Linked DNA regions of Homo sapiens: region 1 is linked to region 2. Evidence: chromatin contacts called from ENCODE Hi-C or POLR2A ChIA-PET data. All regions are on one chromosome and are shown on one strand. Each heading gives the region's core, a stretch centred on a gene start or an enhancer-like site at or near the end of the contact. The rest is flanking DNA. Distances are from core to core; before and after follow the strand shown.

The links. A loop is a pair of places that touch in the nucleus more often than their neighbours do. ChIA-PET counts read pairs that join two places held with the same protein, here RNA polymerase II (POLR2A). Pooled maps may share reads with other maps.
Region 1: POLR2A ChIA-PET joins it to region 2 with 12 read pairs in A673. The contact joins the enhancer-like site here to the promoter of PALM in region 2. A Hi-C loop is called at or near these places in 3 of 50 pooled maps. POLR2A ChIA-PET finds 5 or more read pairs at or near these places in 3 of 52 experiments (A673, HepG2 and K562).

The regions. Positions count from the first base shown.
Region 1 is chr19:871,566-876,770 of GRCh38, reverse strand. MED16 (mediator complex subunit 16) reads left to right here. Exons shown (of 16, transcript NM_005481.3): 10 at 1,317-1,527; 11 at 3,189-3,322; 12 at 4,653-4,845. Among named protein-coding and RNA genes, the nearest start is that of CFD, 15 kb to the right of the region's middle. RefSeq lists an enhancer at 4,969-5,205. Within about 2 kb of position 3,955, at least 15 of the 41 ENCODE cell types and tissues checked have a DNase peak (open chromatin) inside an H3K27ac peak, as active enhancers do.
Region 2 is chr19:707,202-712,229 of GRCh38, reverse strand. It overlaps PALM (paralemmin), which reads right to left and starts at 3,295. Exons shown (of 9, transcript NM_002579.3): 1 at 3,079-3,295. The coding sequence starts at 3,083. RefSeq lists a silencer at 4,049-4,285 and an enhancer at 3,738-4,298.

The DNA of each region.
Region 1 (5,205 bases), core at 2,706-5,205, 160 kb before region 2:
GAGGTCTCTGCAGCAGTTGTAGAGGTCCCCACGGCAGATGTGGGGGTTGTGGCAGCTGGAGGGGTTTCCCTGCGGCAGGTTGGGGGCTCTATGGCAGGCGGAGGGCAAGAGGGGCAGGTAGCCTGTGGCAGGTGAGGCTGCGTGTGGGGTGTGCTCCCAGAGGCCCGTCCAGGAAAGCTGCACCTCAGAGAAGCAGTTTCCTTCCTTACCTGGGAAGTTTCTTCTGTAACACGTTAAGCCCCACAGGTAAGGCCTGATCCCCCCTGGACGGCTCCCCTCTCCAGTGTTCCCAGTCTGGAGGTATCTTTCTAAGCCATCCTCTCAGAATGTGATGGGTACCAGGATGCACACCCGGTGGCCCTGTGGTGTGAGGCCTCAGCAAACACGGTCAGAAGATGAACACACAGAGACCCGCCCGTCGGAAGGAGAGGAGGGAGCGGATACGGAGGCCCACGTGCCAGAAGGGTCCCTTGCAGTGGTGTGGTTATGTGCCTGCAATCCCAGAGTGTCCTCGAAGGACCTCAGATCTAACGAGCTCAGCCGGCAGCTGCACGTGGGACCAGCCCTCTGAGCTTCACTTGTTTTCCTCTGTGCCATCAGAAACCAATACGAAGATAAAATGGGAAAAAAAAAATCCCATTCACGGCACAGCCTGCCGAGAAACGCGTGAGACCCAGGCGGGGGCTGCGAGGCTAAACCCCAGCGTGGCTGGGATCCGTAGCCAGTGACAGCGCTAGTGATGGCGAGACCTCGCCCTCTCCCTCCTTGGGCCGTCGCTGTGTGCCAAGCGTTTCATTTTTGTTTTTAGTTGTTTCTATTTTTTGTAGAGATGGGGTGTCCTACGTTGCACAGGCTCTCCAACTCCCAGCCTCCAGGAATCCTCCAGCCTCAGCCTCCCAAAATGCTTCAGCTCATTCATTCATTCTCTCTAGACCAGGGTCTCCCCGTAGGCACCACAGACATCGGGGGCTGGAGCAGCCTCTGGGATGGGGGTGTCCTGTTGAGCAGCCTCCCCAGCCTCCACCCGTTACTTGGCAGGGGCACCCCCAGTGGTGACAACTAAAAATATCTCCAGACATCACCAGGGGCCCCCACCAGAGGCAGAGCCGCTCCCAGCTGAGAACCCAGCACCTGGTCCTGTGCGCCTGGTCTTCCGCACCTGTTTTGCCATGAGGTTGCTGAGGTGCAGAGGCGAAGCAGCTTGCCCAGCTGACCGAGCGCCTGGTGTCAGAGTCGAACTGCTCTTCTCCTCAGCTGGAGCCTTGGCGGGCGCCTCTGCTCCGGCCCCTTGGGGTGACCTGGCTTCCTGCCCTCAGGTCCTCTCCACCCGGATCCTGGCCATGAAGGCCTCGCTCTGCAAGCTGTCGCCCTGCACGGTGACCCGCGTGTGCGACTACCACACCAAGCTCTTCCTCATCGCCATCAGCTCCACCCTGAAGTCGCTGCTGCGCCCCCACTTTCTCAACACGCCTGACAAGAGCCCCGGCGACCGGCTGACCGAGATCTGCACCAAGATCACCGACGTCGGTGGGTCCTTTTCCACGCCCGGGGCCTCGAGGTTTCTTTCATCTATTTATTTTATTTTTATTTATTTTTTTTACTCTTTTGAGATAGGGTCTTACTCTGTTGCCCAGGCTGGAGTGCAGTGGTGCGATCTCAGCTCACTGCAGCCTCCGCCTCTCTGGTTCAAGTGATTCTCCTGCCTCAGCCTCCCAAGTAGCTGGGATTACAGGCACGTGCCACCACGCCCGGCTGATTTTTTGTATTTTTAGTAGAGACGGGGTTTCACCATGTTGGCCAGGCTGGTCTCGAACTCTTGACCTCAAATGATCCGCCCGCCTCGGCCTCCTAAAGTGCTGGGATATAGCCTAAAGGCTGGGATTACACCACACCCAGGCTTTTAGAGACGGTCTCACTGTGTCATCCAGGTTGCAGCACGGTGACGCAGTCCCAGCTCAGCGCAGCCTCTGCCTTCTGGGCTCAAGCAATCTCGCCTCAGCCTCTGGAGTAGCTGGGATTACAGACACGTGCCACCACACCCGGTTTTTAATTTTTTGTAGCAACAGGGTCTCACTGTGTTGCCCAGGCTGGTCTTGACCACCTGAGCTCAAGCGATCCTTTCACCTCTCTCTACTCCTGGGGGCTGAGACGCTCCCAGGCCGACACCCGGCACCCGGGTCCTGTGCAGGCAGGTCTGCTCCTCCTTCCGTTTTGCCGTAAGGGGACTGAGGCAGAAAGGCTAAGCAGCTTGCCCAGGCTCACCCAGCACGTGGTGTCCTACTCGCCTCTGCCTCCCAAAGCGCTGGGATTACAGGCGTGAGCCACTGTGCCTGGCAGGCTGTTTCTTTTAAAAATTAGGGTTGCTGGGCGTGGCGACTCGTGTGTAATCCCAGCACTTTGGGAGGCCAACGCGGGCTGATCACGAGGTCAGGAGATCGAGATCATCCTGGCTAACACGGTGAAACCCCGTCTCTACTAAAAATACAAAAATCAGCCGGGCGTGGTGGCGGGCGCCTGTAGTCCCAGCTACTCGGGAGGCTGAGGCAGGAGAATGGCGTGAACCCGGGAGGCGGAGCTTGCAGTGAGCTGAGATCACCCCACTGCACTCCAGCCTGGGCGACAGAGTGAGACTCTGTCTCAAAAAAAAAATTTAGGGTTATCGTTTGTCTGGAGTACCCGGTTGAGTGTGGACACGTGGCACTCCTGGTAGCTGGGAGCCGTGTGCACAGTCATGGTTAGTTCTGTGGGACCACCCTAGTCACCATCCGAGAGGCATCTGTTGGGTGTGTAACCGCCGCCAGCTGCCAGCCGGGGGTGGCTGCAGCTGCACGCTGTGGACATGCCCCTGTGTTCACAGAGTTCACCTCGGAGCAGGGGGCAGATGTGCACCAGCAGGCCGGGCCTGAGCACTGGTGGCCCTGGCATGGGGACCTGCCCACGCCAAGGCCTGCAGGCCGAGAGAAGCTGGTTGGTGCTGAGCACAGCGGCCCCCGGGGGGGGGCAGGCAGTGGGCTCCCAGTTCCTCTCCGTCCGGCAACGCCATCGCCCCCTTCTCGTTCCCGGTGTGGGTCCCCTTGTGTCCTGGTACTGGGTGGGCACTCAGTGCAGGTCGAAGGACCGAGGGGTGCAGTTAGGTCACCCTGTGTGTACAAGAGGCCCGAGCTGACCCGACCCACGTCTCCTTGTAGACATTGACAAGGTCATGATCAACCTCAAGACGGAGGAATTTGTGCTGGACATGAACACACTGCAGGCGCTGCAGCAGCTCTTGCAGTGGGTGGGCGACTTCGTGCTGTACCTGCTGGCCAGCCTACCCAACCAGGTGCGCCATGCTCTCCCCTAAGGCCCCGCCCCCCACCTGGGCCCCCATCTCATCAGGACCCCGCTTCCCTGCCCCTGCCCCTCAAAACCACCTCAGCCCCGCCCCTAGTTGGAGTCCCGCCCCTACTTGGAGTCCCGCCCCTACTTGGAGTCCCGCCCCTGCTTGGAGTCCCACCTCAGCCCCGCCCCTGGTTGGAGTCCCACCCCTACTTGGAGTCCCACTTCCTGAGTCTGTCTCTTCTTAAACCCCCACTTCCTAGCCCTGCCCCACTTCCTAGCCCTGCCCCACTTCCTAGCCCTGCCCCACCTCGGAGCCCTGCCCCATCTCGGAGCCCTGCCCCACCTCGGAGCCCTCCCCCACCTCGGAGCCCTCCCCCACCTCGGAGCCCTGCCCCACCTCGGAGCCCTGCCCCACCTCGGAGCCCTGCCCCACCTCGGAGCCCTCCCCCACCTCGGAGCCCTCCCCCACCTCGGAGCCCTGCCCCACCTCGGAGCCCTCCCCCACCTCGGAGCCCTCCTCTCCATGAAGCCTCTGCTGTAAGAAGCCTTTCCTTGGCCACACCCTTCCTGCCCATTCTCAAAGCCCCGCCTCCCAGGCCCTGCTCCTTCTCAGCCCCACCCCTACACGAAGGCCGGTTCGCCTTGCTTCTGCTGCTGCTGCCCCCACCCCTTACCCTCCCCAGCTCCCTGCGCCTGGGGTGGGCGGCCTTGAAATCAAGTCTCCATCCACACCTCCACCTTCAGTTCTGCGGCTTGTGCGCCCCTGACCAGGGCTCCAACCTCGCCCCCACCCCCCCGCCGGTACACTCTGTCCTGCCCCAGCTGTGATTTCTTCTGCCCCACCCACCCGGCTTCATCCTGCCCTGGGGCCCGCCCTTCTCCACCGCGCCCATCACGGACGGTTTGAAGTCCCTCTCTTCTTTTTGTGGGGCTTTAGGCTGCCAGGGGCCACCCCTGGGGCCTCCCTTCCCTGGTCCTCTCAGCTCCCAGTACAGTCACCAGGGGCCCGGGCCCGCAGCTGTAGGAGGGGGCGGCTGCTCCTCCACGTGCAGGTGGGGATATTGGCCTCAGCCAGAGCCTCGTCTTAGTCTTGTGGACTCTCAGGGATGGGACGACTCTGCAAATGGGGCTGTCCTGGGCCCTGCAGGGCTCTGAGCAGCGTCCCCGGCATCCACCCACTCGGTGCCAGAAGCACCCCAGTCCTGACCACCACAAATGTCCCAGACCCTGCCCATTGCCCCCCGGTCGGGGTTCCACCGACCCCAAGACACTTCATCCCATCGCCATCTGCCCCCCGCCGCCCCAGCCACACCGATGCCTCTTTCGGGCAGGGTTCCCTGCTGAGGCCGGGCCACAGCTTTCTGCGGGACGGCACCTCGCTGGGCATGCTTCGGGAATTGATGGTGGTCATCCGCATCTGGGGCCTTCTGAAGCCCAGCTGCCTGCCCGTGTATACGGCCACCTCGGATACCCAGGACAGCATGTCCCTGCTCTTCCGCCTGCTCACCAAGCTCTGGATCTGCTGTGAGGCACCCCCGCCCGCCCCTCCCCTCTCCCCGCTCCCCGCTCTCCCCTCTCCCCGCTCCCCGCTCCCCGCTCTCCCCTCTCCCCGCTCTCCCCTCTCCCCGCTCTCCCCTCTCCCCGCTCTCCCTTCTCCCCGCTCTCCCCTCTCCCCTCTCCCCGCTCCCCTCTCCCTACCAAAACACAAGTCCTGCCTGAGCCCCCCGCCAGAACATAAGCCCCTGCAGGTGGCAGTGGCTCTGCCTTGATATCTGCTATTTCCCCAGTTCCTAGCACAGGTCCATGCTCTGTGTGGGTGCTTTTGGGATGGCAGCCACTTCCAGGCACCTGTTTGCTGTCTCTCCTTGTCGGGTTGTGTGTATG
Region 2 (5,028 bases), core at 2,046-4,545:
GCAACCTGGTGAAACCCTGTCGCTACTAAAAATACAAAAATTAGCCGGGCGTGGTGGCGGGCACCTGTAGTCATAGCTACTCAGGAGGCTGAGGTAGGAGAATTGCTTGAACCCGGGAGGCGGAGGTTGCAGTGAGTGGAGATCGCAGCACTGCACTCCAGTGTGGACAACAGAGAGATACTCTGTCTCCAAAAGAAAAAAAAAAGCATCAGAGGAATTCACACACATACAGAGCACTCAAAACAGGGCCGTGGAAAAGGCAGGTACCCACTTAATGGTTGCCGAGTGAATAAATTACGCCTGCACTTCTCAAACCACCTTCCCATGCAATGCTGTCGTCCCAGCTACTTGGGAGGCTGAGGCAGGGAAGTCGCTTGAGCCCAGGAGTTCGAGACTGGCCTGGGCAACATGGAAAAAAGAAAGAAACCACCTTCCCATGTTCCGCCACCTCCTGGACAGTATCTGTCTATTCCTTGCCTTCAAAACCACTCCAGTGTAAATCAAATCGCCTTGTTTTAGAAAGAAACATTATATTGTGATCAACACTGGGCAAACCAGAAGCCACCGCCACAAACAAGACAGCGGAAACATGGAGGAAGAAACAGATACAACGGAAGTAAAAGCTTGTTATTAAATTCAATTATCACTAGGTACTGTTGCCTTTTAACAGGCTCTGCCTCTCATTAAAAAGGGGGATTAGCAAGTGTGAAGGAGCGTTAAGGACCCAGTTAGCACCCAACGGAGACTTTCCTATTGAAAATTTCCAGGTCTGCGAGCAGGGAGGAGTCTGGGCCGGTCTTGACCATCTGTCCAGGCCCAAGTCTGTTCTCCTCCCTATCCCGGGGGTTTGAGCCTTGCCTGTACCCAGGACAGGGCTGTGGGTGCTGGAGAATGGCTGCTCCAGGCCAAAATATCTTTATTTTACCAGCCAGACCATGTGTCACGCAGGGGCCACACAAACCCTCCCAGAGCACAGAGATTCTCTCCGAAGCAGAGATTCTCCCCAGCTCCTTCCTGGACGTTCTCCTCACCTTGGCAGCATCGGCCCTGTGGTTAGCAACCCGCTAGTTCTCCTTAAATCCTCACATTAACAAAAAATAACCTGTTCTTGAATGACATTTAAAATTCTTTAAATTCTTAAATTCATTTGTGAAACTTTCCAGCGAGACGGGCACCACCACAAACCACAGCCAGCTCCCGTGTCTTCGACTGGAAAATCTGTGGAAACGGGAGGAGGCAAGCGATCACGTTCTAGCGGACGGGGCCTTCGTGCCTGAAGCCCGCCGGGGAGAAGAACGAGGGGGCAGGTGTCCAAGGCCGGGCGGCACCAGATGGGCCTGTCCCCACCCATTGTCAGCCCGGGAACCGGGGAGAGAGTCGTCCTCGAATGGCGGCTCACAGCAGCCGGTTAACACTGGGTGCCTGTCCCATGTCTGCATCCCCAAAAGCAATGATGACCCAATGGGGGACCTGTGGGCCACCCTCTGACCCAGGACGGAGAAACCGTGGAGCAGAGCAGGAGGCACCGAGGCCCCCCGGCCCCAGGTGCTGTGTGATGGAGGGGGGGTGGGGGGGGGGCAGCAGCTCCTCTCTGGGCCTCAGTATCCCCCGTGGGAAAGGAAGGGGTGGCAGGAAGGAAACAATGGGCCCGACCCGGAGTGTTCGCTGACACCCCTCCTCTGGGAGGGAGATCTCCGTCGTCCTCCTAGGCAGCCCCCTCCCCACAGCCACACCCTGCCCAGGCCTGGCTGTCAGAGGCCCAGAGGCTCCTCCGGGGCCTGGCGAGCAGGGCAGATAAACAAGGCTGGGGGGTGGGGGTGTGGAGCAGGCAAGTCTGGGCCCTGGCTCCCCTGAGCCCCTGGCTGAGCTCCCGGGGCGGGGTGACGGGGAGAGGGGTCAGGCCTTTGTCTGGGTTTTCAAAAGCAGAGGACACTGGGTGTCTCGCTTTCCCAGGGAGGGAGGGAGGCAGCGGCCCCCACCCAGCCGCGGGCGTGGCGGGTCACGGGTGAATCCCCGGGGAAAGTTGGCGGCTTAGAAAACACGCCCAGTGGGAAGGGCAGGGGGCCACAGGCGGCCTCCAGATCCGGTCTTCGGTCCTCGGGCTGGGGTGGGGACCCGGGCCTCAGCAGGGCAGCTGGCTCCCCTGTCCTGAAGTGGGCAGGTGGGTGACCCCAGGAGGAGCCTCCTGACCCCTGCCCGTGCAGTGCCCACCTGTGGGAGTGAGGGGCAGAGGGGCACCCGAGCACCGGGAGGAGGGGACCGGTGTCCGAAATGACCACGCGCCCTCGCTCGGTGCCTCCACTGGCCACCCCCCCCCCACACACACAGGCGCAGCCATGCGGGGGTCCAGGGATCCCAGCCCAGGGCCAGCCCACTCCTGTAGCTACACCAGTGGAGCCCCAGCTCCGAGACACTTCCCCGAGAGGGTATCCCACCCAGGCGCCCCGCTGGAAAACGCCGGTTCCTCTCCCTTCTCACACACCCCAGAGACCCGGGAAGCCGAGGGCAGCCCCTCTCCCTCCAGCGGTAACTCGGGACCTGCGCAGTGGCGGGGGGCTCAGGACACCCCTGGAGGCCCTTGGGAAGGGCGGGGGTGGGGGGCACCGGCCCGCGCGCGCGTCCAGGGCGCCAGGAGCCGTGCGCTCAGACTGGGGCGGGGGAAGGGTGCGTGAGCGCGAGGCCGGACCGGTGCAATCTGGGGAGGGGTCGCTCCATCTCCCCGGGGCCACCCACAGGTGGCCGAGAGCCGAGGCTCGCCCTGGAGACGCGGGCGGGGCGCGGGCGGAGACGCGAGCCTCCCCCTCCCCGCGTCCTGGACTGGCCCGAGCCGCCGCTGCCCGGGTCCCCACGCGCCGGTGGGTGGGCAGCCGGGGTCCGGGAGCGGGGAGGCCTCCCGGCAGGCGCGGCCCAGCCCGAGTCTCTTCCCGGCTGCGCTGCGGCCCCAGCAGCCCCGCGCCGCCTCCTGCTCCTCGCGGGGGCAGCGACGCCCCCAATGGGGCGCGAGAGAGGGGGCCTCCCCCCTCCCCGGCTCCCGGAGCTCCGGGCCCCCAGCCCCGCGGCCCGAGCGCGCCTACTCACTCCATCTCCCCGCCGAGGTCCGGGTGGGTCCGCGGTGCCGGGCGGGGGCGGGCGCGGGTGGCGCGCGGGGGAGGGGAGGGGAGGGGGACGCGGCCTGGCGGGGGCCGGGGCGGGCTAAGGCCTGGCGGCCGGGGCTGCGCGGCGCGGGGGCGGCGGCACCGGCTCGGGCATCGCCCCGCGCAAAGCTGCTGTTTATTGTCCGGGCGGCGGCGGGCGCGGGGGGTGGGCTGGGCGCGCGCGTCTCCGGCGCGCTCCCCTCTCCCTCCCGCCCGCCCCGCTCCCCGCCCCGCTCCCCTCCCACCTCCCCGCGCTGCGAGCGGGCGCTGCGCCTCCTGCCGGCTGCGCCGCCGCCGCCCCCCGCCCCGCGCGCCCCGCCCCGGGGCACCCCTGAGAAGGGCCTAGGTCTGGGCGCGGTGCTGGGACCCGGCTGTCACCAAGTCCCGCCCCTCCCCAGCTCCTGGGCCAGAGCCGGGACCCTCGCGAAGTCAGACAAGCAAAGGCCTTTCTCGAGAGCCCAGACGCCGAGAGGGACACACATTTCAGGGCGAGCGAGGGGATAGGGGGGTCCTGGGGAGGCCGCTGCGAGGAGCTGACAGCTCCCTGCACCCCCGGCCCCGCTCGCAGGGTCCCCAGGCCTCCTTTGCCGGAGTATCTGGTGGAGGGCGCTGTGCCTGCAAAGGCCGGGGGTTGGGGTGGAGACAACCGCAGGTGCTGATCTGTCTGTGCCCTGGCTGGGAGCTGAGCCTGGTCCCCGGGGCTGGAATTTAATCGGCCCCAGGGCCCCCATGGCACACTCACTAAAGGCCCAGCGACCAGACGACCAGAGTGAGTGAGAGGGACGGTGGAGAATCAGGGAGAGCTCAGGCTTTGTCCTCAGAGCACTGGGGAGCCACAGCAGGAGACAGGCAGGACCTGTCTTCCCCAACATGTAGGCCTTGGGCCCAGCTTCCTGGTTTCCCGTGAGAACACTGCAGACCAGCCCCAGCACACCTACTCATGGGGGTCCAGGGTGGGCAGGAAGGAAAGATTCTTCCAAACTTCTTAGTTTTCTTATAAAACGGTTCTCCTCTGCCGATGTTTGCTGAATGGCTGTAGATTTAAAGGAAAGTAGCCCCGGATGAGCTGTGGAGAAAGATACGGCAGGATGTACCCCAGGCTGAAGAAGGCCGTCAACACCTTTTCTTTATTCCTCCCTTTTTACAATGAATGTGTATTCATTTTAGCATTTAAGACAATAAGATAAATTAGCAAAGGTTAACAAAGCTAAGATCCTAAAGAATATCAGGGGTCCCGGGTCTGTCTGATTCCCAGCTCACCCATCTCCAAGCTGTGTGACCCTGGGTCTGTTTCTCAACCTCTCGGAGCCTTATTCCCCCCCACCCCCCTGCCCCCACCCTTAAGGCTGTGGGAGGGTTAACTGAGTGAGCACACACAAAGGGCTTGGCACAGGGCCCAGCACACACTAGCTCAGGGTTTGGCAAACTTTTTCTGTAAAGGGCCAGAGAGTAAATATTTTCAGCATTGCAGGCCACAGTCTCTGCGGCAATGACTCTGCTCTGCCATCGCAGAGTGAAAGTAGCCAGAGACAATATGTAAAACCATGGGCATGGCTCTGTGCCCATAAAACTTTATTTACAAAAACAGGCAGTGGGCCAGAGCTTATCCCAGGGCCGTAGTGTACTGACCCCTGCACTAGGCACCCAATAAAACTTTATTTACAAAAACAGGCAGAGGGCCAGAGCTGATCCGAGGGCCGTAGTGTACTGACCCCTGCACTAGGCACCCAATAAAACTGACCTGTGAGTCGTTTCTTCACTTCCCCTTGGCCTCTGTGTTCTTTTAGTCCAAAGTGATTTATTGAACACCTACTGTGTGCCTGGCACCGTTAGTCACCTGTGATGCAGAAGTTCCATTTTTGCGGCCAGGCGCCGTGGCTCACGCCTATAATCC